4 separate regions of the Homo sapiens genome follow, and regions 1, 2 and 4 are each linked to region 3. A link is a loop called in an ENCODE intact Hi-C map of the cell type or tissue named here. Cell type or tissue: mammary epithelial cell. All regions are shown on one strand. Each heading gives the region's core, and the rest is flanking DNA. Links, peaks and the distances in the headings are about the cores only.

Region 1 (7,747 bases), core at 1,174-6,173, 140 kb before region 3:
AAGGAAAACCACGTCACAGAAAAGAGATCTGTTTGTTTTCTGAAGTTTTTGTTTCTTTCTGTTTTGTTTTGAATAATATATTTGGGAATGGTGGTACAAAACTTGAAAATGGTCTGGTCAATACCCTAAAATGAGAAGCAATGGTGATGATGAACCAGCAACATCCTGCATGTTATAGTGCCGAAGGGCAACAGGGCAGCAGGGCTATGTGGCAGATGCCATGTAGGCAACTTGCCGCACCTCTCTGAGTCTTGTTTCCCACATCAGTAAGATGATAATAATGATCATAGTGTCAGTGTCACTGTTAGGAATTATGATTTATGTAGTGCACAAAAGTCATTAAAATGTTTAAGCAGTGGCAAAGGAAAGAAAAAAGAAGAAAAACCTCAGGTGAGTGCTATCTTGGGTGAGATGCCAAAACATCAGGCATAAACAAGGACTGCTGTAGGCAAACAAGATTGGGTCTGCTATGAGTCGCTAAATGTGCCTGCTTTTCCAAAGCATCCTGTTTGGGGGAGTTTTGTTTTTGTTTTTGATTTGGATTTTGGATTATTGTTTGTTTGTTTTTCTTCATTTTTCTTCTTCTCTATGATCGATGGCCTTTTATTTTTGGTCTTTTTTACTTGATAATTTCCTCTTATGCCTCCACTGAGTTGACACATCAGGGAAGTGTCCCACTGGACAACTCAAAAGGGTGGTAGGTCTGGGCGAGCTCTGCTCTAGTATTTAGGGAGAAATAGACCGTTCCTTCTTAGAGAATCATGGTTAGATGTTGGGAAGCAAGATTAGGGTAAGGACCAAGGGTAGAGAAGGAAAAGGCTCTAGACCTGCTTGTGGACATAGACTTCGATAGAAAGGAGAAAGGAAGTTACCAGGTCAAGGGCTTCTATTTGAGAGTTTGCAGCCAAAGCTCCCCAGATTTAGGGGTTCCAAATAAGAGTCTGAGGATGGGGCCCTGCATTAATGACAGGTGTGCCCTCACCAGGAGGCCCTCCTGCATATCTTTCTCGTGAGCTTACAGCAGTGAGAGTTTCAGGGAAAACACTCATATCCACTGTTTTTTTTTTCTTTTCTTTTTTTTCTTCCCTCAAAAGCCTATTTTCCCTTCACATGGGTGAAAAGAATGACACATGTGGTATTAATTCAAATCCAGGACCCTGGAATCATAGTGTCATAAGATAAAAAGAGAAATAATTAAACGATGAATCTTTTCTCAGTCCCAGAGCAAGGGCTGGCACTAGGAAGCATTTTAATAAAGAATCTGCTTTATATACCCTCCTGCCTTTCTCTCATGTTTTTTCCAGCTCACATAGCCTTTCACCTGAGGTCCTCAGGCAGCCTGCACCATCATGATGTCCTAAAACACTGTGACAGTATGATATCCCATTCCAGCCTCCACTACTTTCCAAAGGTGCACAAATTCCTAACTTCCTACCTCCCACCTCCGCACCAAATCCCAAGGTTTTCTTTAGAGTTGGACTCAGCCAGGGGTATCAAGAAAAGTAGCTGATTAAATCAATTCACAGAATGATTTGAATGACTGATCTTTTACACACCCCCATATATTTGCATTTTTGGAAGAGGAAGCTTGTTAAATAAATCTATCATCAGTGAAATTTTTAGGCAACTTATCAAAGAGAAAAGAAAAAAAATTAGGCTTTGACAGGAAAAGAGATTTAGAGAAGGGCTGAGAAACCAAACTCAATTTTGTCTGGCCACCAGATTCCCAAATGTGGTATTACTCTGGTCTCACAATATTCCTCAGCATACAAAGGTTGATAACAATGGCTGTCATGTAGCAATCCAAACAGGAGTGAACAGTTTGTGTGTGTGTGTGTGTGTGTGTGTGTGTGTGTGTGTGTGTGTGTATAAGTCAGGGAAGCAGGTTTGGTGGTATGAACAACAGAAATGGGTTACTTTTAGATTGAGGTTTGCCCATCATTGATGCCTTGTGGTTAAAAATAAAAATAATTCTAGCATTTATATGAAAAGTCTTAAGTGTAAAATAAACATTTTCTTCTGATTGGCTAACTATGGCATCAGTCAGTAAGTGATTCATGGCACAAGGCAACACTTAGACAATTGTATTTGTTAATCTTTGCTGAGCAACAAACTATCTCAAAACATTATTACTTAAAGCAATAATCTAGTATACTTTCATGATTCTGTAGATCAATAATTTGGGATGGGCTCAGCTGCAAGGTTCTTACACTAATTTTACCTGGACTTAACCCATAGGGCAGCAATTGAATGATGGCTGGGTGGTTTAAGATGGCCTTAGTCAACATATTTTGCAGTATATGGGCTTTGAGCTGAACACTTCAATTTTCCTCTACTGCACTGCTCCATCAGGCTAGCTTGGACTTGTTCACATGACAGCAGTATCCCAAGAGGGCAAAAATGGAAGCTGCAAGGCTTCCTGTGTGGCCAAGGCTCAGAATGCACACAGTGTCACCTTCTCACTTCTTCATAAGTTTGTTTAATAGCGTTGCTGTCTCAACATCCATTTTTAGCCTGATGTAAGTTCTTTGAAACCTGGTCATATCCTGTCACTTTTGGCCTAGTTAGAACTTTTCCTTTCTGTGTGATTATTTGTGGTATGGCCTGCTTGTTCCTCATCCCACTAACCTAAAACCCAACACAGTCCACAGCTGCTAACCACAATAAAACCTAATGGTCAACACTTGTCATATTAATAAGTTCCTGCCATTTGCATGTGTTTTCTTTAACTAGCCAATCCACAATCCCCCCTTGGGAAAGCTTAAGGGATAATGCCAATGGGTCCTAATAAAGGCATAGTCCCACAGGTCCTCTCTTTCTTTCACCTCTCTCTCTCTTCTCCACTACCCACTGGTTGAGATCCCTGCTGCCTCCAGATGTCCTGTCAGCCTCCTGTTGGCCCTCCAAACCTCTCTGGGACCTGTATGTAAGTAACAAATTTCTTCTGCTTCCTGCATTTTGGTTTTACTTCCTCATTGTGTCTCACTTGACACACATATCCAAACCTAACTTCCCCCTGGTCAGAGTTTTCCTGGAGTGTGCCTTATGGCTACTCTCAAAAGAGAGACCTCGAGACCAAATTAAAAGAACTTACAACTTTATTACATTCCATTGGTTAAAACAAGCAACAAAGCAAAAGCCAGAATCAAGTGATGGGGATATAGCTCCACCTCTTGATGGGAACTGCTGCAAAAAGCCACTGAAGACAGGAGTAGCTCAAAAGGTTTTCAATAATTTTCTATTTGGAGTGTTCTTTTTTGCTTCCCCACTTCCTTAGTGCAGTGAGATCCTCTTTTATCTGTAGAGAAGTCACATGGGGAGAGCTCATGTTCCAATTATAATTGAGGCTTAGGAGAACTGAGATGTTAGGTTGTTCATTATTCTATTTGAGGTAAAATGAACATAGCTAGACTTTATAGTTTTTAGAACATTTCAAGAATGACATGTCATCTGTTTTTTTCCAAGAAATGGTCTCTAGTGGCACTCTTTGGAAGAACTATAATCATTAGAACATTCATTGTCTCCTGAAATTTTTATTTTAAATTGTTTAAGCAGATGTGCTAAGATGTTTGCTTCACACATTTCCCAAATATTGGCTTCTTTAAGTGATGTGTTTAGTTTGTCCCTTGGGATATAGGTTTATGTTTCTTACATAAATCTCCTATAAAGCCTTGAAGGCAATTTTTTCTTGGGGAATATTTATTTCAATTTCTTAGGCTAAAAAGAAAAGTATTTAGGGGACCGTTTTATTAGTGTTTGTAATGAGAACATTTATGAGAGGCATTGATTTCTTGCGGAAAGCTTGTTTCTGATTCATGAAGAAATATAATAGAATTATGTGCTGGAAAGTTAATCTGGGTGTCCTGAGATGAATCTCTGCAAGTCACAAAGACTTGCTGTGTCTGTAAAATCAGATGATCAGAAACTGGGTCTAAACCACTGTGGCACTCTAGCCAAACCAACAATTTTGCAACACGACAAATAGCTATTCCAAATCTCACCTTGCAGACAACGGAAGTGGTAGATATCTGGGGTATAGTGAATGTGCTATGAAAATAGAAGGAAGAAGCCCTTGGACACAAAAGTGGAACCTTACACCTTGGTCTTGACCTCATTTTCATTTCCATCCACTTTTGTGCTTTCTAAAATTCAGTCTCTGAGATAAAAGCTCTGATTAGAGATTTGGCAGCTCTTATTCCCATAAAGCAAAATTTATGACTATCATCTAGTCTTCAAGAATCTTTCACTCTTCATCTCCTGCTGCTTCTATCCCAAATATGCTTGATTTTCCCTGGAATCTCCAGTGCCTATCCTGTTTCTCAGTTGCAATAAAGACCTCTATATTACCCTATAGAAGGAGCAGTTTATATCACCTGTCACTCTCTCGTTTCTGGAATTTCTTCTCTTGGTTTCTGTGATGCATTCTTTTCTTCTCAGACTCCTTTGCTAATTCAGTACACCTGCTTGGACTCTCAATGCTGATATTCTCTAAGCTGACTCCTGGAATTTCTGTCTTGTCTATCTACACTGTTTTGTTTCTCAGTCTTATTCATTCCCATGATGTTAAACATCATATATGGCTTTACTTTTCAATGTTTACCTTTGGCCTTGGCATGATGCCACAATTATATTGGAACAGCCAACTCTCTACTTGCAATTTTCACTTAAAGTCTAATAGGCATCTCAAAGTTACCATGATAAAAGCAGAACTATGAACTTTGACTCCAACCTACACCTCTCTCTACTTTTTCCGATTCAGGACAGTATCACCACCCTCCCAGTTTACTCAAACCAAAAATACAGGTTCCTTTTTTTAAAAAATTTAAAAGTTAAGTTAAGCCAATAGCAAACCCTCCTTACTTTATCTCCAACATATATTCAGAATCCATCCATGCCTTCTATCTCAACTATTTCTCCCTTAGTGCAATCAATTCTCATCCCTTGCCTGAACTACTACATTAACCTTCTCACCTTACTCCATGAGTGTAATTTTTATTTGTGTTTTAATTCATTACAAGAGAAATTTTTAAACATACACAAAACTAATGACAATATTATAATGAGCCCCCATGAAAACCTCATCTAGTTTCAATAATTCGTAACATTTTTCCAATCTTGTTTCATCATACCTCCCTCTTTTCTCTCCCCCAATCAATGACGTATTTTAAAAAGAAATCACACACATCATCTAATTTCACTGTAAATATTCAGTATATATCAGTAGTGGATAGTGACTCATGTTTTTAATATAACTATAGTACCACTATACACCTAACAAAAATAACAATTCTCTTACAGCATTTAATATTCAAACCACTTTCAAATTTCCCAGATTGTGTCAAAAATGTCTTTTTATAGTTATTTTGTTTGAATAAGAATCCAAACAAGGTCCAGAGCTTGTATATGCCTCTTGGGTCACTTTTAATCTACAATATTCTCCTTTATTTCATGCTGTTCATTTGTTAAAGAACCCAGTTTATTTGTTCTGTAGTGTGACCCACATTCTCAATTGGTTGGTTGCATTTTTATAGTTCTTTGAATATATTTCTGTCTCCACAGTTTCTCTTTAGATTGTTAGTTAGATCTAGAAGCTTGGTTTTATTCATGTCCAATTTTATTTTGACAAAAATAGCTTCACTTTATAGGTGATGTGCTGTGTACTTCCTATTGTGTCATATCAGGCATATCTAGTGTCTGGTTGTCCCACTTTTAAGGGATAGTGAGAATAATTTGTGGGTTCCAGTGATGTCAATTGCTTCATTCATTATACAATTCCCAAACAACTTTTTGCTTAAATGTCCTAGGAGCCATTGATAACCACTATCTATATCTGTTATTTCAGTATAAAATTTAAAAAAATTATTTAAAAAAATTCTGCCATTCTGCTTGCATGTATTGGCTGAAATTCCTCTGTAAAAAAACTATTTTGTTATCTTAAAAGCCACTTTATACAGAAAAATAATGATGAACATTTAATCTTTGCCATTCACCAATTTTTAGAATAATGAGCCAGTGTATTGGAAAATTCCAACAATAACAAAATGTTTTAATTGTTGTTTAATTTCATTATTATTATTAATTTGTGTATATTTGATATGTGTCAGCCCATAAAATCTTCTTTAAACTGTCCTCCCTGTTACAAATTTTATCCTTATAAATATCTTCATTACACTGCAGTCAGTGTGATCTTTGAAAAACTCCAATCCCATCTTGTCTATATGCCATTGAACACTCTCCAGTGGTTCCCCATTACAATTACAACAACACTCAAATTCCTCATTCTAAAAAGGGGTATGTATCATTGCCCTGCCTATCTCTCTGACTATACTTTGTACAATTATTCCCCTTAACACAGATGCCTTTTTGTTTCTTAGATACCTGTCATCTAGGGACTTTCTCTCTATCAGCTATGCTATTATTCTTGATTTTTGCATCTGTACTTCTTGTTATTTGGTCTCAATCCTATGACACTGAGTTATTTTCCATCGGATCACCCATCTGTTTTATTCTTGGTGTAGACTAGTTGATATTTTCTCACTAATTTATTACTTCTTGGTTTTATCTTTCTCCCTCCTCTATACTTTAAGTCTTATTGAAAGCAAGGATCTTGTCTGTCTTGTCCACCGCTGAATCTCTGGAGCCTAGCACACAGTAGGCATTCACTACACATTTACTGAGTAAATGGCTGCTTGAATTCATGAAGGCCCACTGAATTTAAGGCTGAATCTCCTCAGAAAAAAGGGCCCCTGAGATGTACACATACATTACCAGTGACTTCTTGGTGTAAGAGAAAGCTCTTGCTTTCTGTCAGGAAGGCTGAAGGTGTTCTGACCCACAGGAATAGCAAGTAAGTTTTAACTTAAAAATGAATTTTTAAAAAGTATTCACATGAACAGAAAAATTAAAAATCAACACAATATATTTTAAAATCTTTTATAACAAAACTATACATCTTAATTAATATTAAGAGATTTGTTTTAAATGTTACAGTTTGAAATTTTCTTATTCAAATTGTTAGCAGTGCCAAATTATTAAAATTACTTTATATTAAAAAGTAACACACGTATATCTTCTTTTGATATTTCTTTCCTATTTGTGACTAGATAAAATTTAGTGGAGCAAAGAAATTTCCAAAAGACTCTTATATTAGTAGGTTCAATAGAAAAAATATGTCATGAAGTACAGAGTTTTTAAGCCACATGAAGTATTAGGCTCTGATGGCTAAGAGTCTAATAGTTTCAAACAATACAATGTTCATGTTGTTAGATAACTAACTATAAAACTCATTCCATATATTAATTCTATTCTACCTGTATTACATCATCATTTAATATAAAAATTCTGGATGTAACTATTTCTAGTCAGTAAATATTTTAAAAATTGTACACATATCTTATTGATGATTTGAAAATCTGGAAGTAAGATTGGAGTAATCTACAACATTTTAAAATGAAAAACATATAACATTTTTCTTTGTTTGGCTGTTTTTGTTTTGTTTTGTTTTTTTGTTTGTTTGTTTTTGAGATAGAGTCTCAGTCTGCAGCCCAGGCTGGAGTGCAGAAGCATAATCATAGCTCACTTCAACCTTGAACTTCTGGGCTCAAGTAATCCTCTCACCTCAGCCTCCCTAGTAACTAGGACTACAGGTGTATGCCACCACACATGGCTAATTATTTTATTTTTTGAAGAGATGGATTCTCGTTATGCTGCCTAGGCTGGTCTTGAACTCCTGACCTTAACCAATCCT
Region 2 (7,747 bases), core at 1,441-6,440, 500 kb before region 3:
GATGAATGCTCCCCAAAGGGTAGCTTCAGAAGAGGAGGACTTTAATAATCCAGTAGATAGAATGACCCATTTTGTCAATACCAGTCAGCCTCCTTCCCCATCTACTCTCCATTATTGCCCAGTGAGCTCATGAACAAAGTGGCCATGGTGGCAGAGACTGAAGCTTTTAATGAGCTCAGCAAGGTGGACTTCCACCACAAAGGCTGGCCTGGCTCTAGCAACTTCTGAGTACCCAATCTGCCGGCAGCTGAGATCAACATTGAGCCCCCACTATGAAACCATTCCCCAGGGTGATAACATGGCTACCTGGTTGCAGCTTGATTACATTGAACTACCTCCATCATAGAAAGGGCTGTGTTTTTCTTTATTAGAATAGACACTCTGGATACGCCTTCTATGCATGCAATGCTTCTACCAAAACTACCATTCATGAACTTACAAAATACCATTCATGAACTTACAGAACTATCATTAATGAACTTAAACATACCTTGTTCAGCATCATGGTACTCCACAGAGCAGCATCACTTCTGACCTGGAAACTCACTTCACAGGCAAAGAAGCATGGCAATGGGTTCGTGCTCATGGAATTCCCTGATCTTAGCAAGTTTTCCATTATCCTAAAGTAGCTGGTTTAATAAGACAATGGGATGGTTTTTTGAAGACTGTTACAGTGCCAGCTTGATGATAATACTTTGCTGAGCTGGGGCAATGTTGTTCAGAGGCTGTAAAAACTCTGAATCAGTGTCTAATATATGATACTGTTTCTCCTATAGCCAGGATTCATGGGTCCAGGAATCACGGGGTGGAAATGGGAGTGGCATCAGTCACCATTACCCCTAGTGACCCCCTAGCAACATTTTTGATTCCTGTTTCAGTAAGTATGCTCTGCTGGACTAGAGGTCTTAATTCTAGAGGAAGTAGAACTTCCACTGGGAGACACAATGATTCCGTTGAATTGGCAGTTAAGATTGCCACCTGGCTATATTGGGCTTCTGATGCCTCTGAGTCAACAGGATATGGAGGGGAGTTATGGTGTTGGCTGGGGTAATTGATCCAGAATACCAAGAGGGAATTGGACTACTACTCCATAATGGAGGTAAGGAAGAGTATGTCTGCAATACAAGAGATCCCTTAGGGTTTCTCTTAGTATTACCATCCCCTGTGACTACGGTCAATGAAACCACGATAACCCAATCTAAATAGGTCTATGAATGACCCACACCTTTCAGGAATGAAGGTTTGGGTAACTCTGCCATATAAAAAGCACCAGCTGAGGTGCTTGCTGAAGGCAAAGGGAATATAGAATCAGTAGTAGAAGGTAGTTATAAATACAAGTAGTGACCACATGAGCAATTAAAAAAACAGGCTATAATTGCCATGAGTATTTCCTCCTTATTCTGTTAAAATATGTTTGTGCCTATATATACATATATCAAGCAAATATCTTTGATTTTGTTCCTTTCTTATTCTTTTATCATGTAACATAAGATGTAATGAGTTCATATCAGTATTTAAGTATTATTAATTTTGCATCACAGTACTTAAGTTATGGGATATTAGGAGAAGAGTAAACATCACTCAGGGACTTCACTTCCTCTTCTGGAGAAGGGATAAGTGCATTTTTCGTAGTATACAGGTTAGTTGTATCTTGTTAGATTGAACTATGACCTTGTTATTATCTTTATTTGGAGACTCAATGTGGTTTAAGAAGATGCAAATGGGTGGCAAGTTGACTGGGTTTGGCATTGTGGTGGTTAATTTTAGGTGTCAGTTTGACTGGATTAAGAGAGACCCAGATATCTGGTAAAGCATTATTTCTGGATGTATCTGTGAGTGTGTTTCTGGAAGAGACTGGCATTTGAATCAATGGACTAAGTAAGGAAAAGCCACTTCACTCAATATGGGTGGGGACCATCTAATCAGCCAGGGTTCCACGTAGAACAAAAAGGCAGTGGAAAGGTGAATTTGCACTCTCTTTCTCTTCTGGAACTGAGACACCCTTCTTTTGCCATCCTAGGATATCAGAACTCCAGGTTCTTTGGCCTTTGGACTCTGGGACTTACACCAGTGGCTCCCAGGTTCTTGGGCCTTGAGCCTCAGACTGAGGGTTACACCATGGGCTTCCCTTGTTCTTATGCCTTTGGACTTGATGGGGCCATATTACTAGCTTCCCTGGTTCTCTAGCTTGTAGATGGTCTATCATGGGACTTCTTAGCCTCCATAATTTTGAGAGCCAATTCCCCTAATAAATCACCTCTCCTATATCTACCTTCTATATATTCTATTGGTTCTCTTTTTAGAGAACCCTAATACACTAATATAGAATTAAAGTTTGTGAGGAAAACTGTAAGGCTTTTTGTCCTAGCTTTAGTCATGTTTTATGTATTTTTTGTGGCTTTTATAGAAAAAGCTTTTAAATTTTGCTGATAAATCATAATGCCTTACATTTATATAATACTTGACAGTTTATCTGCAGCATTGTGATTGAAAACAGGTAATAGCATAACAACGCTGCTGCTGATTTAAATGATTATCTGACGTTTTCTTGGCTAATAAGTGGTACAGACTGAAATCAAATTCTCTCGTCTGAATATCATTTCTGTTTTTTTTTTCTTTTTATTGAGATGGAGTCTCACTCTGTCACCCAGGCTGGAGTGCAGTGGTGCGATCTCAGCTCACTGCAATCTCTGCCTCCCAGGTTCAAGCGATTCTCTGCCTTAGCCTCCCGAGTAGTTGGGACTACATGCGTCCACCACCAGGCCCGACTAATTTTTGTATTTTTAGTAGAGATGAGGTTTCACCATGTTGGCCAGGCTGGTCTCGAACTCCTTACCTCAGGTGATCTGCCTCCCAAAGTGTTGGGATTACAGGAGTGAGCCACTGTGCCTGGCCTTAAATAACTTACTTTATTGAGGGTTAACACAACAAACATCAATACCTGCATTTTAAAAATATAATCTCCAAATAATTTCTGGGTGAATTATATTCATTATGTTTTCAATGAATATATGTAAGTGTGTTTATATATGTGTGTATATATATGTATATATGTGTGTATATATGTATACATATGTGTGTGTATATATGTATGTGTATATATGTATATATGCACACATATACATATATGTCACCCTATTATGTGCCATGCATTGTTCTGAGTGCCACCCATAAAATGGCAAACAAAAACATAGTTTCTGCTCTCATTCAGTTTATAATGTAGTGAGAAAGCTATCCATTAGTAAAAAAAATCACATATACACATGTAATGTAAAAACCAAGAAGTACATATGATAAGAGGATTTTACATTGTTAGCAAGATTAGAAAAGTCTTCCCAAGGAAATGGTGATAAGGTGAGATCAGAAAGAAGAGTTTCTATTAGCCAAGCAAAGGAGAATTAAGTTGGGAGAGGAGCCTTTAAAACAGAGAAACTAGCATATGGCAAGCCCCTGTGTCAGAAGGAATTCTTCAGATTAACAGACTGAAATCAGATTAGTGTTGCCAGAGCTCAGAAAATAAGGGAGAGTGTGTGAGGGGAAGCTGCAAGGCAAGTGGAGACTCGATGACACAGGACTCTGAGAGACACTTAAAGATTTTGGTCTTTACTTTAGAGTTACAGGAAGCCAACTAAGAGTGTTAAGAGGGGTGTGCGTGTGTGTGTGTGTGTGTGTGTGTGTGTGTGTGTTGATGGCATTGTGTTCACTTAACAAACATCTCTCTGGCTGAGGTGGAAAGAATGGATTGGAAGAAGGCCAGAGTGGATGTAGGTAAACCAGTTGAAGAGACAATGGTGGTTGAATTAGGTTGGTGGCAGCAGAGAGAGAGAGAAGGAGCATATTTGTGAGGTATTTAGAAGGTTGAAGTAATAGGACATGATTAATTATATAGACAGGCTGAGGGAGAGGAACTTTTAAGGATGAACTCTAAATTTCTAGTTTGAATAGCTGGGTTTATGGTAGATTCACTTATAGATTTAAGGAACACCAGAAGAAACACAGTTTAGGGGGATTAAGATTATAAATTTAGCAGAATATACTCAATTTGGGGTGTCTTTTAGACACCATAAAGGAAATGTGAAGTAGTATTTGGCTGCATATGCTCAAGGAGTCACCTGGACTGGAGATAAAACATGGTGAGTCATCTACCTACAGATGGCCATTGAAATCATGGGTGTAGTTTTCTGATCATCATGGCTGAAGATAGTCTCTCTTGTGCTTTCCTGGGCATTTATTTCCTGAACTCTTTTGACCACTATATCTAGAAGATTTAGGAGCAAACATCAACATTAGCTGGATCTCTGCAGACACCAGTAGAGGGTGCCTAAGAGCTTGCCTGTACCAACTGCACTTGCATTCTAGAAATGTGAGGTAAGAAAAACAGGTAGACTGGATAGTCTAGCCCTACTAAGGCAAGGATGTGTGTTAATTTCTCCTCTATTCAGATACTATCCTGTAAATAAGAAGGGAATGTAGAGAATTTTGAAACTGGGGAAAATGGGCAAAACTTCTCTTGAGGAGTTAGAACTTTGAATTGACTATTCAAAATATTTTGTTACATTGAAAGAGGCTTTTTATTTATTTAGGTTTTAGACAGCAACTTATATTGAAGTGGTAGTGTACAGCAGTAGCAGTGGTACTGCTCCTTTTCGAGCAGGGCTACCATACAGGCAGTGTGTCCAGAGTGGCAGCTCAGAAGCAGTTCTGCTGACATATTTATACCCACTTTTAATTATATGCAAATTAAAGGGCAGTTCATGCAGAAATTTCTAGGATACAAGTGGAAACTTCCAGGCCATGGGATAGTTGCCATGGAAAGGGATGGTAACTTCTTGGTGTTGCTATGGCAATGGTGAACCAACACAGCACACTGGTGGGCGTGTCTAATGTAGAACTGCTTCTACCCTGGTCCTGTATTAGCTAGTCCTCAATCTGGTCCAGTATTCGAATTCCCACCTCTGGAGTCAAGTCCCCCCTTCTACCTCACTGTCTTCACTGACTGACACACGGAGCCATTTCTAGCCCACTAGGCCCACGCATCCTTACATCTGTCTTAGCAAAATGCTGCAGTCCTCTCACGTCCCTTAAATCATGATCTTCTTTCTTCTCTGTAGATAGACCACTCTTATTCATGGGGGTGTCACAATCATCTCTTTGTCTGAAGGAAGCTTTTAAAAATCTGAGACTTACTTACCTTAAATTGTCAAATTTAAGTATTTTTTCCAACACTGGTAGAAATGGGAGCCTCATAAAGATGAAATCAGACCTGGGAAAAGTAGATCTGATTTGTTTGTTGTTATTGCAAATCTCAGTTGTATTGCAGCATTGTGCAAATCAATGCCCTGCTACACCATAATTTAAAAATCTAGGTTTTTCTGATCCTTTAGCTTATTAAAAACCTTACTGTGTCTTACAGAGTTCATAGAGTTAATTAGTAGCAGAACTGAAGAACCAAGTTCTTGCTACCATGTTTTAAGAACTATCATAAGATAAAACTTGTGCTCTTTCTAAATGTGTTTTCCTGGATATTTTATATTCATTTTATGTTAATCATGTAATAAAGAATATTTGGTTTGATATACAAATAGTTAACTTTTGTGTACTTTTGTATATAAACAACTAGTGGTTGTGCATATATAAATTAAATACAGTCATGTGCTGCATAATGACATTTTGGTCAATGACAAACTGCATATTATGGTGATCCTATAAGATTACAATGGAGCTGAAAAATTCCTATTGATTAGTATATACTGTGCTATACTTATCATTATTATAGTTAACTGTAAAATAGCCTCAAGTAGTTCCTTCAAGAGGTATTCCAAAACAAGGCATTGCTATCATGATTGTGCAACTGCGCTCCAGCCTGAGTGTCACAGCAAAACCCTGTCTCAAAAAAAATTAAATAATTAAAAATTAGAAGGCTTTCCAGCATGATAACACAGGAGATGACAGCTCCATTTCTATTACTGTCCCTGGAGACCTTCCAGTAGGAAAAGATGCAGAAGTAGAAGACAGTGATACTAATAATCTTGACTCTGTGTAGGCCTTACCATGAACGGAGCTTGCAGGACTGGAAATTGCTCTGGGTGAGTGAATGAGTGAGTGGTGAGTGAATGTGAAGGCCTAGCACATTACTGTACACTACTGTAGACTTTATAAACACTGTACACTTAGATACACTAAAATTGTATAAAATATTTTTCTTTCTTCAATAATAAATTAACCTTAGCTTACTGTACCTTTTTTCTTTATAAACTTTTAATTTTTAAAAAACTTTTTGACTTCTTATAATAGCACAGCTTAAAACAAAAACATATTGTACAGCTGTGCAAAAATATTTTCTTTCTTTTTATCCTTATTTTTTAAGCTTATCCTATTTTTATTTTTTTTTCTTTTTAAACTTTTTTTTGTGAAAAACTAACACACAAACACAGTAGCTTAGCATCATTATTTGCAATAGCTAAAATATAGAAGCAACCCAATCGTCCATCAACGGATGAATAGAAAAGCAAAATGTTGTATATAATACAATGGATTATCATTTTGTCTTATAAATATAGGAAGACAATTCCGACACATGTTACAACATGGATGAACTGTTAGGATTTTATGCTAAGTGAAATAAGCCAGTCACAAAAAGATAAATATGGTATGATACTACCCATATGACATACGTAGAGAACTCAAAATTATAGAGACAGAAAGTAGAATGGTAGTTGCCATGGGCTGGGAGGAGAGTAGAATGAGAGGCTATCATTTAATTAGTATAAAGTTTCAATTTTGTAAGATAAAAAGAGATCTAAAGATGGATAGTGGTAACGGTTGCCCAACAATATGAATGTGCTTAATGCCACTGAACTGTGTACTTAAAAATGGTTAAGATATAATCTGGTACCAGCCACTGCAAAAACATGCCAAATTGTAAAGACCATCGATGCTATGAAGAAACTGTATCAATTAACAGGCAAAATAACCAGCTAACATCATAATGACAGGATCAAATTCGCACATAACAATATTAACTTTAAATGTAAATGGGCTAAATGGCCCAATTAAAAGACACAGACTGGCAAATTGGATAAGAGTCAAGACCCATCAGTGTGCTGTATTCAGGAGACCCATCTCACATGCAGAGACACACATAGGCTCAAAATAAAGGGATGGAGGAAGATCTACCAAGCAAATGGAAAGCAAAAAAAAGCAGGGTTTACAATCCTAGTCTCTGATAAAACATACTTTAAACCAACAAAGATCAAAAGAGAAGTCAGTGTGGTGATTCCTCAGGGATCTAGAACTAGAAATACCATTTGACCCAGCCATTCCATTACTGGGTATATACCCAAAGGACTATAAATCATGCTGCTATAAAGACACATGCACACGTATGTTTATTGCGGCATTATTCACAATAGCAAAGACTTGGAACCAACCCAAATGTCCAACAATGATAGACTGGATTAAGAAAATGTGGCACATATACACCATGGAATACTATGCAGCCATAAAAAATGATGAGTTCATGTCCTTTGTAGGGACATGGATGAAACTGGAAATCATCATTCTCAGTAGACTATCGCAAGACCAAAAAACCAAACACCGCATATTCTCACTCATAGGTGGGAATTGAACAATGAGAACACATGGACACAGGAAGGGGAACATCACACTCTGGGGACTGTTGTGGGGTGGGGGGAGGGGGGAGGGATAGCATTGGGAGATATACCTAATGCTAGATGACGAGTTAGTG
Region 3 (7,747 bases), core at 1,876-6,875:
GTTTTCCATTATAGCCGGAAGCATATGGCTGTTTAATCTTTGATCCAGATCATTATGATTGGATTGCATGCATAATGGAAGCAGGGAGAGTCCACTGGCCTCATTCACAGAAATTAAGGATGTTTTGGAGTTCTTTAGGATGCTAGTACAGGGATGAAGAAGATGGGAGAGCTATTTTCTTACTGGAGTTCCCTAGATTTTCTTTTCTGACTCTGACTTGCTCCTCAGTTCCAACCTACTGAAAAGAATTTTAACAGTCACTACCCAGTGTCCATACCAAAGTGATTCATATCTATGAAGTAGATCATAAAACAATATTTCAGAAGAAATAATTCTAAGTTGTGGATTTCCCCCATTATCTAAGTAGCTATCACAAAAGATACTCAAATACATTTTTAATTTTAAAAAAGTTTAATTAAAAAATTAACACATACCATATAGCACTTTGAGGAAGTATGTGTTTTTAAGACGTAAGATGTTATAAAATCAGAAAGTGTTAAGATATTGAAAACTACAAAATCTTTATATTCTGAAGAAAACTAATTCCTACTAAAACAAAGATTCTGGTGATGCCCAGGAAGGCTGGGAGGCTCTGAGCTATCCCAACATGATAATATGTGGACAAATGGGCAATTTTATTATATAAGCACATGTTCATTGTAGAAAAAGTAGAGAATATCAAGAAGAAAGCAATAAAAAGGGAGCACCTATAATCCCAAAACCAATTAGATAACCATTAGTAACCTTTTAAAGTGTACTGTCTAGATGTTTTCATATGCATTAATTGTAAAAATAAGGGAGAAGGAATTCTACTCTATATAATTTTATAACCTGTTTTCATTAACTTGACAGCAATTTCAAGCCTAATGACATAGCACCATAGACATTATTTATGATTTATTTAACCTTATTGTTGGATTTCTGGATTTCTTTCCACTTTATCTCAATAATAAACACTTCCACAATGAACATGCTTGTAGGTTAATCTTTGTACACATCCTAAATTTTATTATGATAGATTTTTAGAATGTAATTGAGGAGACAAGGAATAGGAACTTTTTTAAGTTTGTCAAAACAGTTCCAAATTTCCCTACAGAAATTTGGTATCTGCAAAGTGTGAGACTGCTCGTACCCATAGTGTGGTTATTTGTACTGATGGAAACATTTTTCTCTTAATTTATGTCACTCATATTGCCACACATTCCAATAACCACTGAAGGATTCTTGGATGGTCCAAGAATATGGTTGAGAATAACGTTCATTTCCCTAGAAACCTTTCTTTTCCCTGACTAGTTACATATGGCTATCATACAATCCTTTTCAGATTTCCCCCAATCAGTTTTCAATGATTTAACACAGTTTAGAATATTTCAATTATGGGCCGGGTATGGTGGCTCACACCTGTAATCCCAGCACTTTGGGAGGCTGAGGCAGGCGGATCACTTGAGGCCAGGAGTTTGAAACCAGTCTGGCCAACATGGTGAAATCCCGTCTCTACCAAAAATACAAAAATTAGGCGGGCATGGTGGTACATGCCTGTAATCCCAGCTACTTGGGAGGCTGAGGTAGGAGAATCACTTGAAACCGGGAGGTGAAGGTTGATGTGTGCAGAGATTGTGCCACTGCACTCCAGCCTGCATGACACAACAAGACTCTGTCTCAAAAAACACCAAAACAAAACAAAAAAAAAAATCACTTCCGATTGTCCTCGCAATAGGCTACAAGTTACGCTAAATCTTTGGAATATTTCTTGATTAGAAAAAATTATACTGAGAACCAAATCTGAATGATTTAGCATTTAAATATCAACATTCACACACTGCACCATTCAAATTACATAAGAATTTGGTTTAAGGAAGAGATGCTTCAAAATGCTTTTGTTTCTCTTTAAAGCTAGTACTTGAGCATGTTTAAATGGTCATTTCATTAAAATCAATTAAATTGTTAATTTCCCTAGCCACAGAAGAAAACGTTAAGAGGAAAAGTCGATTTTCCATCAGTGGAGAAAATGACTGCAGTGCCATTTTTAACAACCAATTACAGCAGTTGTCCTCTGTAATACCTGGGCTGCAGTCTCCAACTGGATTCCTTCTGCTTCTTTTTCTTCCTTTCTTTTGATTTTTTTTTTTTGAGAGTAAAAAAGAAGACATTATAAGAGGCAATTCTGTCTAAGAAAAGGAAAGGATTTAAAAAGAGAGGGCTTCATTTCGAAGCATCCACAGGACACCATGGAAAGCTCCCAAGCACTTGAAAAGAAAATCTCACTCCACAGACAAAAATAAGGATAAAAATTTTCTTTGGATACAGCTAAGACAGGGGGTGGGGGATGAGAAAATCACAGTGCATTTTTAAAGCATGGGCTTTGCAAGCTGCATGCCCTCAAAGAAGTAACTTTAAAGAATTGAGGTGAATCCAGCAGGTGATCTTGTCACCTACTTTTTATTGTTTCATGATCTTTTAATTATGGTTAAGACATGGTGTCTGACCTCAAAGTACGCAAGTTCTACCATTTTGGCTGTTTGATGAGACATTTGTTCATCAAAGCACATTCCATGCCAAAGGCTAAGGATGCAGCTAACCTGACCCCGGAGTGAACTGAAAGAAGGAGACAGCACAGCCGTGGGTATCACAGACAATTTAACTTAGACTTGGATCTCTGAGTACCCAGACGCAGTTTTTGAATCATTCTGTAAACAACTTTACAAATCACAAATGTATTTTGAGTGTTTTCTCTTTACCCAAATGGATTCTCCACTCTCAAAATTTCACAGGCCCCAATTTGAACTTAAAGTCATACTTTAAATTATAGCCTATCAAATTATTAATTTATAAATCTTCCAGAGGAAAAAAGTATCTAAGACCTATCAGAGAGGTAACACAATTCAGGGTCTTTATAAAAATACCTTCTAAAATTTAGTATAAGAATAAAATAAAATAAGCCCTTTTCATTTACAAACTGTCCATTAAAGTAAATCATAAAAATAAATAACAAATGCAAACCATTTTTTTTCTTCAATGAATCAGCAATTTTTCATCTGCAAAATTGTCTTTACTTCTTTGGTAGCAAAACCAAGGTGATATCAAAAAAAAAAGAACAAAAAAGAGAACAAACAAAAAACTTGTTTTGTTTCTCACAACTACAAACAAAAACTACTTTTGATTTGTTTGCCAATTTGGCTGCAATTTGGTAAAGATATTCAATACCACTTAAAAGAGAAAGTGGTTTGTCACAGAGATAACAGTAATAGTCATCATACCTTATGTATATTCACATTGTATAAAGCTTTTTATTAGCAATTTAAGCTAGTAACAGTTCTGTAAAGGACTATTTTTTCCCATTTTATGAGTAAACAAACTCAAAGGTGTTCAATTATTTTCTAGAATGTGGCAGGGTCAGATATGAACTCAGATATGGCTCTAAAATATGTGATGGCTGATGTGTCACAAAACTGATGCCGCCAAGCTGTCTGTCATTTCATAATTTCTGCATAGTTGCTTTCATATTCATCCAAAAATGAAGATGCAGTTTACAAACTACTCAATCCTTCCTTTTTAACCATTTGTCTATTTGTACATCATTTATTCATAAATACTTAATATATGATTCCTGCATTTGGCACTGAGAATCAAGATAACTAATTACATCTTCATGACATCCAAGATCTCAGTTGAGAAAAATATAAAGATTTTTTAAAAGTTATTAAAAGAGCCTGATAAATGTATGTGATGTCAAAAGGTACACTGTGCTTTAGAAGCCCAGAAGAAAGGATAAACAAAGAGATAGAAGAATCTTCCCTAGGGAGACCCCAATTTTGCTGGGTTTGGAGGATGAATAAGAGTTCACCAGTATTTTCATCTTCCATTTCTTTCCTTTTAATAATTCAGTAGGCAAATAGACAAGTAAAAAATATATTTCACAAGTTATTTCTTCTTTATATAAAATTATAAATAGTTTTAATTGAATTTCCTTTGGTTATTCAAGGAATAGAAGAAAGACAACTTGTTCCAGAGAAAACTCTTTAGCATTTATCAGTATCAGTGGATAGTCAGGAAAAGAAGAGGGCACTTTATTCCTTTAGAGAAGGCTGGGGCCCCTGAGTCTAAGTCAGAGTTTTGGGGTTTTATTGTTTTTGATTTCTTTGTGGTTCCTTATAAGCACAGTTTGGTTTCCTCAATATTAGAGTTAGGACTAAGGAATGCATTATATCAAGAAGAGATAAGAAATGTATAGTTTACTTAACATAGTTGTATTTCGCTCTTTATGTTTCTTTTGCTCTGCTAACCATTTGCATAATGTTTCTTGTTATAAAAAGAAAAAGCCTTTTATGGATCTGCTAAATGCGAACTGCAAAAGATAAAGAGATGGTGTCTTTTTCAAGTCTTCCATGCTTTGTGGTGGGCTTTGCACTGTAGGTACATCATCATTGTAGGTTGATTCAACAGGAGATCCCAATCCAAGTGCCCTTCTTTCAGATTTCATTTTCATTCTCAGACAAGCTTACTCACTCTGCCACCTATTGGCAGAAGAAACATCCTCTGGTTGAGCTAATTCTAAGCACTCCAACCTCAACTTGGATGAAAATTTTTCACCAAAAAACTGATAGCACGATACATTATCTTCTCTACTACATGCATTATAAGTTAGGAGAAGAAAATGCTTGTGACTAGCTAATTCTGACAAAGCTTATTTGGTAAAGAAGGTTAAAATCATGGCAAAGGTGAGTTTTGCGTTTAAGGAATTAACATAGATTCCTTTGTGCATCGTACTGATAGTACTGTACTGAGCATCCGGACCTTGATTTATCCTTCAGAACATGATTCAGCCTCTGAGTCTTCATTTTCTTCTAGTTCAAAAAGGAACAAGAATATCTTCATTGCCCAACTCACAATGAGTTTAGGAGACAAATAAGATATGGATATGTGACCACAGAATGATTCATCCAGATGGATTTTCTCCCTTAATCTTCCTCACCTTTCTCCATCTGCCCTCTTGAAAAAAAAATCCTTTGAAATAGCTATTCAATTAATTTCTCTCATTTTTTATAGGAGACAACAGAGTCCCAGAAACGTAGTGATGATCCATGAGATGTGGATGAACTTGAGGAGACAAATCACAGATTTGGCCCTAATGCCTAGAACTAAGAAGTAGCTTAAAGAAACACAGCAGAACAACTGCAGCCCCTCACGTTTTTTTTTTATCTTTTTGTGGCTCTCAACACATTCTGAGCAATGATATGTGTGGTGTGTGTGTAACTGTGTCTCATATTCTACACAATGCATAATACAGAGTAGGCTCTTTATAATATTAAATGGGTGAGGTGGTGAATAAAATAACCTTACAGTGCAATACATCTACTATACAGATGGGTGGATTGAGGCCACAGAAGTCTCAGTGATTCATCTAGCATAAGAAGTAAATCAGAACTTGGGCTACAAGACACTTTGATGTTCTGATTATAGGCCTCTTTCACTTATCTCCTTTGCTCTCCTGTTCCACTGGGAACTCCAGATTGCCAAAGTCCTAAAGCAGATTGGCCTCTTCTGGTACCCTAAATTCTAAAGACTGTGATTCCTTTTCCTCCATAACTCAAGTGAGTCATGGGTGTTTCTGCTGGAATGAGAAGGGGCAGCAAGAGGGGGAAGTGGTAGGTATCACCCTCTATAATAGAAATTGGGAAGACATTAAGCACAGATACTGGCCAAACCTGCAAACAGCTGAGTGAGTTTGGTGTATTTGGGACCAAACACAGCAAACATGATGACATATGCAGGGCAGTGACCATGACTATCTTTGGTCTGGATAAATTGCGGCTCTGGAAAGGCAACACACTTGAATAGGAATTATTTGAAACAGTGCAGGTGTTTTACTGCAACATATTCTACCACAGGAAAGAAGTTTCAGGAGTATCTCTTTTTAATCATGGCCATATCACTCGTGTAAAATAAATGACTTTACCATATGTATAATGCTGGTGAGTGCTGAGGAGCCTTTGGTTAGCTTTATTTCTGAAAGCAGTCTATCCTAATGTACATGCATAAAAACCCAAACCTAATGCATTTTATTATTGGCAGTGGAGCCAATCCACCATTAACAAAGATTATAAGGACCACTTTGGTCATTGCTTATACATCTCGTTGAACACAAATTATAATACTAATTATAGCAATAAATAGCATTGTACTAAATAGTCTATGCTTCATTTAATCATCGCAAAAACCCTATGTAATTAATTTGTATTGCAAATGAAGAACCGAGGTTCAGAGAGATCAAAGGACTTGCCTGGGGTTGTACAGGTAGTCAGTGGGAGAGACAAGCACAGAATTCAAGCACAGCCACTAAGCCCTCACTCACCCTTACCAATAGTCTATTAAATACAGCCTTAAGTTTCTGTTATATGTCCACTTGGTTTATTCCTTCTAGGAGACTGCAAGCTCTTAGAAACCAAGAATCAAGTCTTACACTGTTCCCTAAAAATATCTGTCACAATACTCTTCAGGAATATATCCTAAAATAGCAGGATGGCCAAAACCTGAGGTTTAGCAAATTGAGAGAGGTAGAACAGACAGACAGGCAGACAGGCAGACACACAGATGGAAACATACAACTATTTGAAGATGGGACAATCAGAGGAGGGTGAGAATCAATGGACTATCAGGGAAAAGAAAAATGGAGCATCTCAAATTTAATACTTGAGCTCTGATTTGTTTCAGCCAACTCTAGTAATAAGATATGTCCTTGCAGAGAAATGGCTAACATCTCTCCTGATTTACACATAAAAGGATTTATTGTTCTTCTCACCTCTGTAAAGCAATGTTAAGATCAACAGGATTAGTGGCATTATATGGTGCTCTCCACAGAGTTTAATGCCATTTCAGGCTGTTAAAAATTTATAGAAACAAATAAGAGAGTCCAATATCAGCTGAAGCTCTAATCCCCTTGAAGTGAAGAATAGCTTTCAGGCTGACATTTCTTTTGGAAATATAAACCCAGGTGCTTGCAGTTTGCAGATGACACTAACCTTCCTCTTGAGCCATAACTGTAGAAATGCTGGCCAGACAAATGTGGAAGAGTGTCTGAAGATACTGGGATGCACAGATCAGTTCCATTTCTTCATTAAGTCTTTAAGCACACAGGGCAAAGAGTACAAGGGTGACAGTGAGATGATCCTTCCTCCCCAAGGGTGAAAGAGGCTCGGAGATAAAAAAGGTAAACCTGCCCTATAAATATTAAGGGACAAAATCATCCCACAAGAGTGGATAGGCAAAGGCCCTTGAAAAAGGCACAGTGGTTTCTAGGCCATCAATAGTTATTCATTCACCTATCCATCTATGCATTCATAAATTTAAAAGACAAAATGTCTGTCATAAAAGAGATTAATTAGCAATGGAAGCCTAGAAAACCATGTTTTTCTCAGATACATATTCACAATATTCCACCTAGGGAGCAGAAACTCAATCCCAAAGACCCCAACCTGTCTGGTCCCCGTGGCAATTCCACACGATCATGGAAAGAGATGCATCAGGCCCTCTCCACCATGTGATTCTTCTGATTCTCTTTCCTTATCATAAATCATAGAATCTAAGACTCAAAGAATCCATTCAAAAATGCACATTATTTTATATACAACTAAAGAAGAAAAAACAAGCTGCAATTATACTATACTATATATTTCTTATAAGATAAACTTTTAAAATATTACAGTAAAGTGCTTATTTAGGCTTTGTTTTATATAACTTCCTTTCACCT
Region 4 (7,747 bases), core at 916-5,915, 290 kb before region 3:
AGCAGTGGTGATTGTGGGCAGCAGAATTTGTCCTCAGGGTGCATGAAAATGCATGACTGCCCTCTGCTAGGAGGGCAGGACTACTGCCAGTGGCTCTTGCATAGGCCCCAGTTGCAGCAGACAAGGATATCAATGGAGCTCCAGAAATGCAAAGATGCAGCCGCTATTGGGCCTCCAGGCAGGATGCAGTCTGGTGGGGACTTGGCTCTCAAAATGGCACTGGAGCACAGCTGCTTAGGAGTTGGGGTGTGTGGGACCCCGTGTGAGCTCTCTCTCTGGAGCAGTGCCTTCACGTGCTCTCTAGCTCTTTATGTTAGTCCCAGGGTCCATAAAGGTTCAGGGGCTCTACTGTAACTTGGATTATAAGAGCCTGTGGTGGGAATTTGGAGTTCTGGGGGCCCCTCACTTGCCCTTCATCTTCATTAGGGAGCTTCTCCAGACTCCTAACCAATCACAGCCAAACAGGCTGTCTTTCCTTTCTCTCCTTCCTTGCTTCAGTGCTTCCTGTCATTTTTTTATTAAATTCTAGTGTTCACTCTTTGATGATCTATTTGAAGTGTGATTATGTATTTGCTATTTTAGTTTCTCTTCATGGAAGAGGCAAGTACCAGATCTAATAAGCATCTAGTCAACCATCCTGAAGCCTCTCCCAAGGAGTTTTTTAAAGATACATTCTCTTTGTATTTTTGCTATTCCTTCCTCAGGAGATTGATTTGAGAATCTATCCCACCGTTTTCTCCAAAATCAAACTTCTTACTCTGAATTTTTATTATAGACTAGCAAAGAAATTTCCCCTTTTCCACCTGAATGATCTTACTTAAATTCACTTACTCTATTCAATCTAGTTTTTGAATCTTAATTTAAAAACACAAAATTAATTAAAAATTAATTTAAAAACACAAAAGTGGGGTTTTGTTTACTTTTTTGAAAAGCTGCATTTTAAAAACGTATTTGCCATATTATCTAGAGTCTTGCTAGTGAAAATTCCACCACAAAGACAATATTGGTTATTTATTGTTTATCTTAACTGGATTATTATTCAATTAGGATGCTTTCACTTCAAGCAAATCAATCTTTAATCACTTGATGGCACCAGAAATAGTTAAGAGTTTACAGCATAGTTTGTAGTAAGGAAGAGACCTAACTTCTTCCATCAAGGGGAAAAGGAGTTGGGATATATGTTACCCTCTCTAACCATCAGATTTCCCCTTTTATTCAAATAGCAAGTCAGTACCTTTGGATCAAGGCATCAAGATCTATTCCATACATATTAATACCACTCATGTAAGTTGTAATTTTGAATGTGGTTTCAGCTTGCTGTTTATGAAGCCATTCTAGACCATTTCTGAATTAATGAAAGTACACTGTTCTAGGAGTCCAGACTTTAGTTACAGCTTCATCACTAATTATCACTCTCTGAGTCTTAATGGTTTCATGCAGAAAAGAAAGGCAGACATCTAAGTTGGCCAGGTCAGGATCAGTAGGGTTTCTTAAATATCATCTGACTTCATCATGGATATCAAGAATCGAAATTCCTGAAGGAGAGCCCTGGGGAAAGAAAAATAAATATATATGTTTTATACAATAATATATATATATAATTTATATAAAAATATATAACTTATACATATATAAAATTGTATATAGAGAGTACATATATATTTCTATACTTTTATGAAGTCCTTTTAGGTCCAAGAGATAGCTCACATTTTCTTTAATTTAATCCTCAAAACAAACCAGAATTTGAGTATCAATATCCCCCTTTCACTGATAAGGAACTTGAGTTTCAGAGAAGTTAAGTGACTTGCCCAAGGACACAAAGCCAGAAAGAAGAAGGGTAGGGTCTCAGAACCATTTTCTGTTTCTAGGTTCAGCCCTCTTCCCACTACAACAGAGGTTTATACTATATATTAAGTTGTGGGTATGTCAGGGAAGACTATAATAAGGGAAGAAAATATATTACAAAATAACTATAATATTATCAAAATAACATTTTAAACACATTGGGATAAAATTAAAAACCTCCTTAAAACAAATATTACCATTTATATATTAATTTTAGTTATCAGTTACAAGGCAAAATAACTTCTCCAAATTGTAATACTATAAAAGTCATCTTTTAAAAACACAAATGACATTACATTGCTTAAGTTCAATACCTACTGTTTACTGAATGTAATTCAAATTTCTAATCTTAATAATAGGAGTCAATTTTGATAAGACCCTGCCTAACTCTCAGCTTCATTTCCACTCATATAAATTGCTATAGGCATGCCAATATCTCATACCTTTTTAAAATTCCTATGCTGTTTTATGCTTCTGTCCCTTCTGCTTGGAATGCTTTTCCTTAACATTCCTCCACATGCCTCCTCCCACCGCCCCCCTTTTTCCTGTCCAGTGAACTTCTGTCCTTAATTTAAAACTTCTTAAAGGTCATCTTAGCTGTGAGACTTTCCCTGACCATGTAGACACAATTTCCTCAACCTCAATTCTCTGATGGCACCATGTCCATATTTCAATTAACCGTTAGCTCACTGTATTGAAATTATTTCCTTACATGTTTGTATTCTCTACCGGACAATGAATTCTTTGAGAGCAATGTGCCTTATTCATTTCTGTATACTCAATGCATGGCACTGCATAAACACTTAAATAAATAAATAAATTAAAATACCAAACTTATACACATGAGCCAGTTTTTTCTTATGTGATTATAGCTATAAAAGTTTGAATCTCTCTATGCCACTGCTCCCTCCCACACCTTCATGCCATGCCTGGAGCTACAGAAAGGACACAGTTTGTTGTCAGCATAGGTGCAGAAAAGCTCCAGGTATTTTCCCCAGAAACAAATAGTCAGGTCTCCTATTGTAGAAAGTGATATAAGTCAGATTCAAGAAAGAGTTTTGCATCTATTTAGGAGATGGAGGACATTCTACTGTAGTAAGAAAAGCAAGCTGTGTCTAGATTCCTTCTAGAGAAGCAGTCTAGTTGTAAGTGAGGGAATAAGATGCCATAGGAAGGCACAAAATGGCAGCATGAAATACTGAAAAATGTGAGAAGACTTTGATTAGTGGGGGTTCAGCAAAGACAGTGAGGAAGAGGCTGGGTTTCCTTGCTAGGAACTGACCCGTAAGCAGATATATGTAGAGAGCAAAGATTCAAGAGCATCCTCCTACTTCAAGATAATCTCCACAGATCATCCAGTTCTCTTTGCCTTGGCTTGGTATTTCTAAGAAACTTTATAAACCTTATTCATTTTTCTGAATAGGCTTTCCTCTGGGGACATCTACTGACTGCTGCTGAGAGGCTTAAATGAGATCATTGGTGAGAAAGCCTCAAGCTCAGTGTTTGACATGTAACGTGCTCAAAACAAATGGCAGCTGAATCTGAATCACTGTAAATTAGCAAATTAATTCTCTGGTTTACAAATCAGACTTGGGTGAGCCTGAGCATGACTTTAATGAGTCAACCTGCAAGGCTCTGGAACATAAGGTGTTTGGGAAAAAACTCTCAAACTGTGATTTCCTTTTGCTTTCACACCACTACCACAATAACTATCAACACAGAGAAGACCTCTGTGAACAGATGTGTGAGGGTTTCTCTTTACCACAAAGCAAGCAATTAATTCTACAGTGGACACCAACTCTGTGTCTTCCAATTCAATTCTGATACATCTACCTGGAGATAGTGTCAGATCCCATAGGTTGAGGGCTCAATCCCCAAGACTGCCTCCCCAACCAGTCTTAAGTCCATCCAGGGCTCTGGAACTTCTGACCAACTGGCCTAAGTTGGGGTTCCCATGCCCCTGTCTTTGGGTTTGATTAATTTTCTGGCGTGGCTTACAGAGCTCAGAGAAACATATGCTTATGTTTTCCAATTTATTATAAAGGATATTACAAATGATACAGATGATGGCCGGGTGCGGTCACTCACGTCTGTAATCCCAGCACTTCGGGAGGCCAAGGCAGGCAGATCATAGATTCACCTGGCCAACATGGTGAAACCCCATCTCTACCAAAAATACAAAAAAGTAGCTGGGTGCAGTGGTGGGTGCCTGTAATCCCAGCTACTGGGGAGGCTGAGGCGAGAATGCTTGTGCCCAGGAGGCAGAGGTTGTAGTGAGCCAAGATCACACCACTGCACTCCAGCCTGGGTGATAAGGTGAGACTGTGTCTCAAAAAACAAAACAAAACAAATGATACAGATGGAGAGCTGTGTAGGGTGAGGTATGGGGAAAGAGGAATGGGGGAAGGGACATGGAGCTTCCATGCCCTCCCTGGGCATGTCACCCTCCAGGAACCTGCACATGTTCAGCTATCCTGAAGCTCTCGGAACCCAATCCTCTTGGGTTTTTATGGAAAATTCTTGACATCAGCATTCTTTCTCCCAGGGTATGGGGCAAGAGCCTCTCTGAAATGAGGGCCTTATGACCTACAATGAGAAAGGTGGAGCAATATTAGAGTCCGGCCTTTGGGCAGGTGAAAGGAGGACAGGAGAAGGTCAAAGAGATTCGGTTTCCTGAGTCCTGCCCCTGAGGCCTAACACACCCAACCTAATAACAAAAGACTGTAACAAGGGCTATGGTAGCTATGACTCAGGAACTGTGGATGAAAACCTATATATATATATATGTGTGTATATATATATATATACACACACACACACATATACACACACACACATATATATGTATATATGTGTGTATATATATGTATGTGTGTGTGTGTGTACATATATATATATATATATATATATATATATATATATATATATATAATAACACCACAGAAGGTATAAGAGCTTGGCCTACAGGGAGCAAAGCCTGCAGCTCAGCCCAGCACAGCCTGCTCTGGCATCATAACAGGATTCAACTTGGCTCTGCACACTGCCCGTTAGCTTAAAGCAGGACTTATGTGAGAGACTTCTGGAGTACTGGGAAAACAAATTATTGTCCTGCCCTCTGCTTTTGTCTAGTAATAATCCCTTCCTCATCGAAAAAATGAGATTGAGAGCATGTGCTTTGGGTAAGGAAACTTGCAGCAACGAAGTGAAGGGGTCAAGGAATAAAACACTAAAATCACAGAGGCTCAAACAGCAGGGAAAGAAAATTGCTCAATCAAAGCCTCAAAACTCTCCCACTTTTAATGAAATATGCGACTTGTGATAATAATGTATAGTTCGTACTTGGATTATTCTAGGGATTTAAATCTTTAGAATGTTTCTGTGTTGTCTTATTTCCATTTTTCAATAACTATGGAAGATTTTGAAGTTTGATCAGATACTCTAACCACAGATTTACATTAGAAGGCTTAAGAAACAAGGGATACTATATTAGTCATATGTATCCTGAACACCTCCAAGTTCTCCAGCCTTCTGGAGGCACCACCTTGTTTGAAATTTATGAGAACTAATTCAGGCTTCCAACTGAAATAACCAGAAGTCCAAGACTCTTGATATTTTTGCAGGTATTCAAGAAGAGGGGCTAACACTGACTTAAAGCTGCCTGTAACTTCTTACTTTCAATGAGTCATTGAGAACCTCTCACCATTACCTCATTGGGCACTGCCTGCTCCAACTCTTTCTTGTTCCTTCTCCTATGTAAAAATGAAAATGCCTTTTTTTTTATTATCCAAAGCAGTACTGCATTAAGTCAATGCTAGTGTGGTTATAGAATTGGTGACAGATTGTCCTGAAGATTTGGGGGATAATGAAGGGCGTTTCTGCCCAGATCCAAAAGTAACTAAAAATTAAACACCAGTCATCACTATTCTAAGTTTCTTGCCTCCACACCATTATTAATCAGCTCTCTTCTTAGTACCAATCTGTTGTTTTCTTGTTGGAATCTACTACTCTACCTTCTCATCTCTTCCTTGAATTATTGGGCTCCAATTTATTATTTCTCAGACAGCTCACCACACCTGGACATCTATGTCTCTATATCTTTTTATTTCTCTATCATCTGTCAAACTACCTATCTATGTAACAGGATATCAACTATGGCTTTTCGCTCTATCTAGAAGTTCCAGGAGGGAATTCAACACTGACTATCATAGCTGCTAGATCATCTGAAACAAAATATATTAAGATTGTGTGTGACCACAGGAGAGTATAAAAGAACAGAGGAGAGAGGTCTTTAACTCTTACTTCACATGTGCTGAGGGATGCTTCCAGAAACTCACTGGTAAGCTTGGGCTGTCCTCACTGATACTTAGGAACCTGATTTACACCTACAATTTATATAGTAAAGAACCTAAAGGGAACCATTTGTAGCAAGAAAGAAAAGGTACAGGGCTGAATTCAAAATGGCCTGCTCTTCTAGATATGGATCAGATGTAAACTAATGTAGGAGCTGAAATTAGGCCATCTTGAAAGAGTCTGCCCTAAAGGATAGCCTGAGAGGGCCTGGTGATCCCATGAGAGGAAGTATGTGTGAGATGGACCACTAGATGCTGGGACTTAGGGAAACATCATGAATAATCATCTAGAAATGGCAGAGGTGACGTGTTTCATGACAAGTGAATAGCAGGGGAGAGATCCATAGTAATGAAGGTTTCTGAAGACCCCAGAGAGGGCCCTCGTGAAAGAGAAAGAGAAGGAGGGATAAAGAGACAGACAGAGAAAGAGAGAGGAAGAGAGAAGGAAGAGCACTTTTGGTGGCCACCAATGTCAGGGACAACCATACCAGTTAAGTAAAAACTTTCTGCCTCATCTCTCTTCTCCCATCATCCTCTCTATTTCTGGAAAAAACAGAGATAGCCTAGAGAGTAGAAAGAAAGGGAAATAAGAGCAAAGCTCAGAAGCTGATTAAGCACCTCATCTCTACTGCATATCTCCAAGTCTAAATCAGGCCCAAGATGCAAGATGACCGGGAAGAAGGTTTGACTTATATAGGAGAATAAGGCTTCGATATTAGTCTGGCCTAAACTGGGCATTTTGTATCAAAAGATAGCATTCACTTATATATGACAGTGATGGATAATGCTATTTTATGCTTCTGAGATTTCATCCAGAGGCAAGAAAATGATTGACAATACTTATCGGAAGGCAGTGGCATAGAACAACAACAAAATGCTAATTTATATTTTCACCTTTACTGAGCACAGATCATTCAATAAAACAGTTTCTCTATCTCTCTCTAATTCTGTCTCTCTCTTGTTGTCTCTATCTTTCTTTCTTGCTCTCTCTCCACACAAACACACACACACACACACACACACACACACAGGGAACAGGAGAGAGAAAGAAAAGAAAAATAGAAGACAGAGAGAGAGAGAGAGACATACAAAGAGAGAAAAAGACCTTTTGTTTGTGTGAAAATAAATTTAGCTTTCTTTGTTTCAACTCCTTTCTCCTAGATATAAGCGTAGAGCTTTCTCTTGCATAAGCGAAAGTTCATGTTTGTTTGTTTTGGTTTTGAATAAAATAATATGTCACCTTTCTCACATGAATTTTAATTGATTCTTCAGCTCTCCTGGTGCATGAGCTGCCACAGTTGTCTTCCTTCATTGACTATGTATCTTTTCATTCCTCCCCACTACACGTAAAAAAAAAAAAAATACTGTGTATGTGGACATGGACACTGAATTTCCTGGAAATTTTTCTTTATAATCTTAATCTTTGATCTAAATGTTTATAAGATCTGATATATGTTCTGATTGTGATGCAGGCCTCAGAGTATGTCTGCTAACCTGGGACTTTTAAAATGGTAATGATTTAGTCCTTATTGTGGCCAAATACTCAATAGATC

Evidence for each region. A loop is a pair of places that touch in the nucleus more often than their neighbours do. Peaks named below come from ENCODE experiments on the same cell type or tissue, not always from the same donor. Only the 100,000 strongest peaks of a DNase experiment are listed, where the experiment ranks them.
Region 1: it touches region 3 in a loop (4-fold over the local background); 5 of 110 quality-filtered maps call a loop at or near these places.
Region 2: it touches region 3 in a loop (16-fold over the local background); 8 of 110 quality-filtered maps call a loop at or near these places.
Region 4: it touches region 3 in a loop (2.6-fold over the local background); 2 of 110 quality-filtered maps call a loop at or near these places.

The regions. Positions count from the first base shown.
Region 1 is chr10:90,284,005-90,291,751 of GRCh38, reverse strand. No RefSeq gene overlaps it. Among named protein-coding and RNA genes, the nearest start is that of LINC02653, 250 kb to the left of the region's middle. In mammary epithelial cell, for the core only: a CTCF peak has its summit at 3,166; no DNase peak of the experiment used is centred there.
Region 2 is chr10:90,649,287-90,657,033 of GRCh38, reverse strand. No RefSeq gene overlaps it. Among named protein-coding and RNA genes, the nearest start is that of LINC02653, 110 kb to the right of the region's middle. In mammary epithelial cell, for the core only: a CTCF peak has its summit at 4,313 (motif pointing right); no DNase peak of the experiment used is centred there.
Region 3 is chr10:90,145,448-90,153,194 of GRCh38, reverse strand. No RefSeq gene overlaps it. Among named protein-coding and RNA genes, the nearest start is that of LINC01375, 190 kb to the right of the region's middle. In mammary epithelial cell, for the core only: a CTCF peak has its summit at 4,514 (motif pointing left); DNase peaks (open chromatin) are centred at 4,534 and 4,864; H3K27ac peaks cover 516 bases.
Region 4 is chr10:90,433,244-90,440,990 of GRCh38, reverse strand. All of the region lies in intron 3 of LINC02653 (long intergenic non-protein coding RNA 2653), which reads left to right. Among named protein-coding and RNA genes, the nearest start is that of LINC02653, 100 kb to the left of the region's middle. In mammary epithelial cell, for the core only: a CTCF peak has its summit at 3,287; no DNase peak of the experiment used is centred there.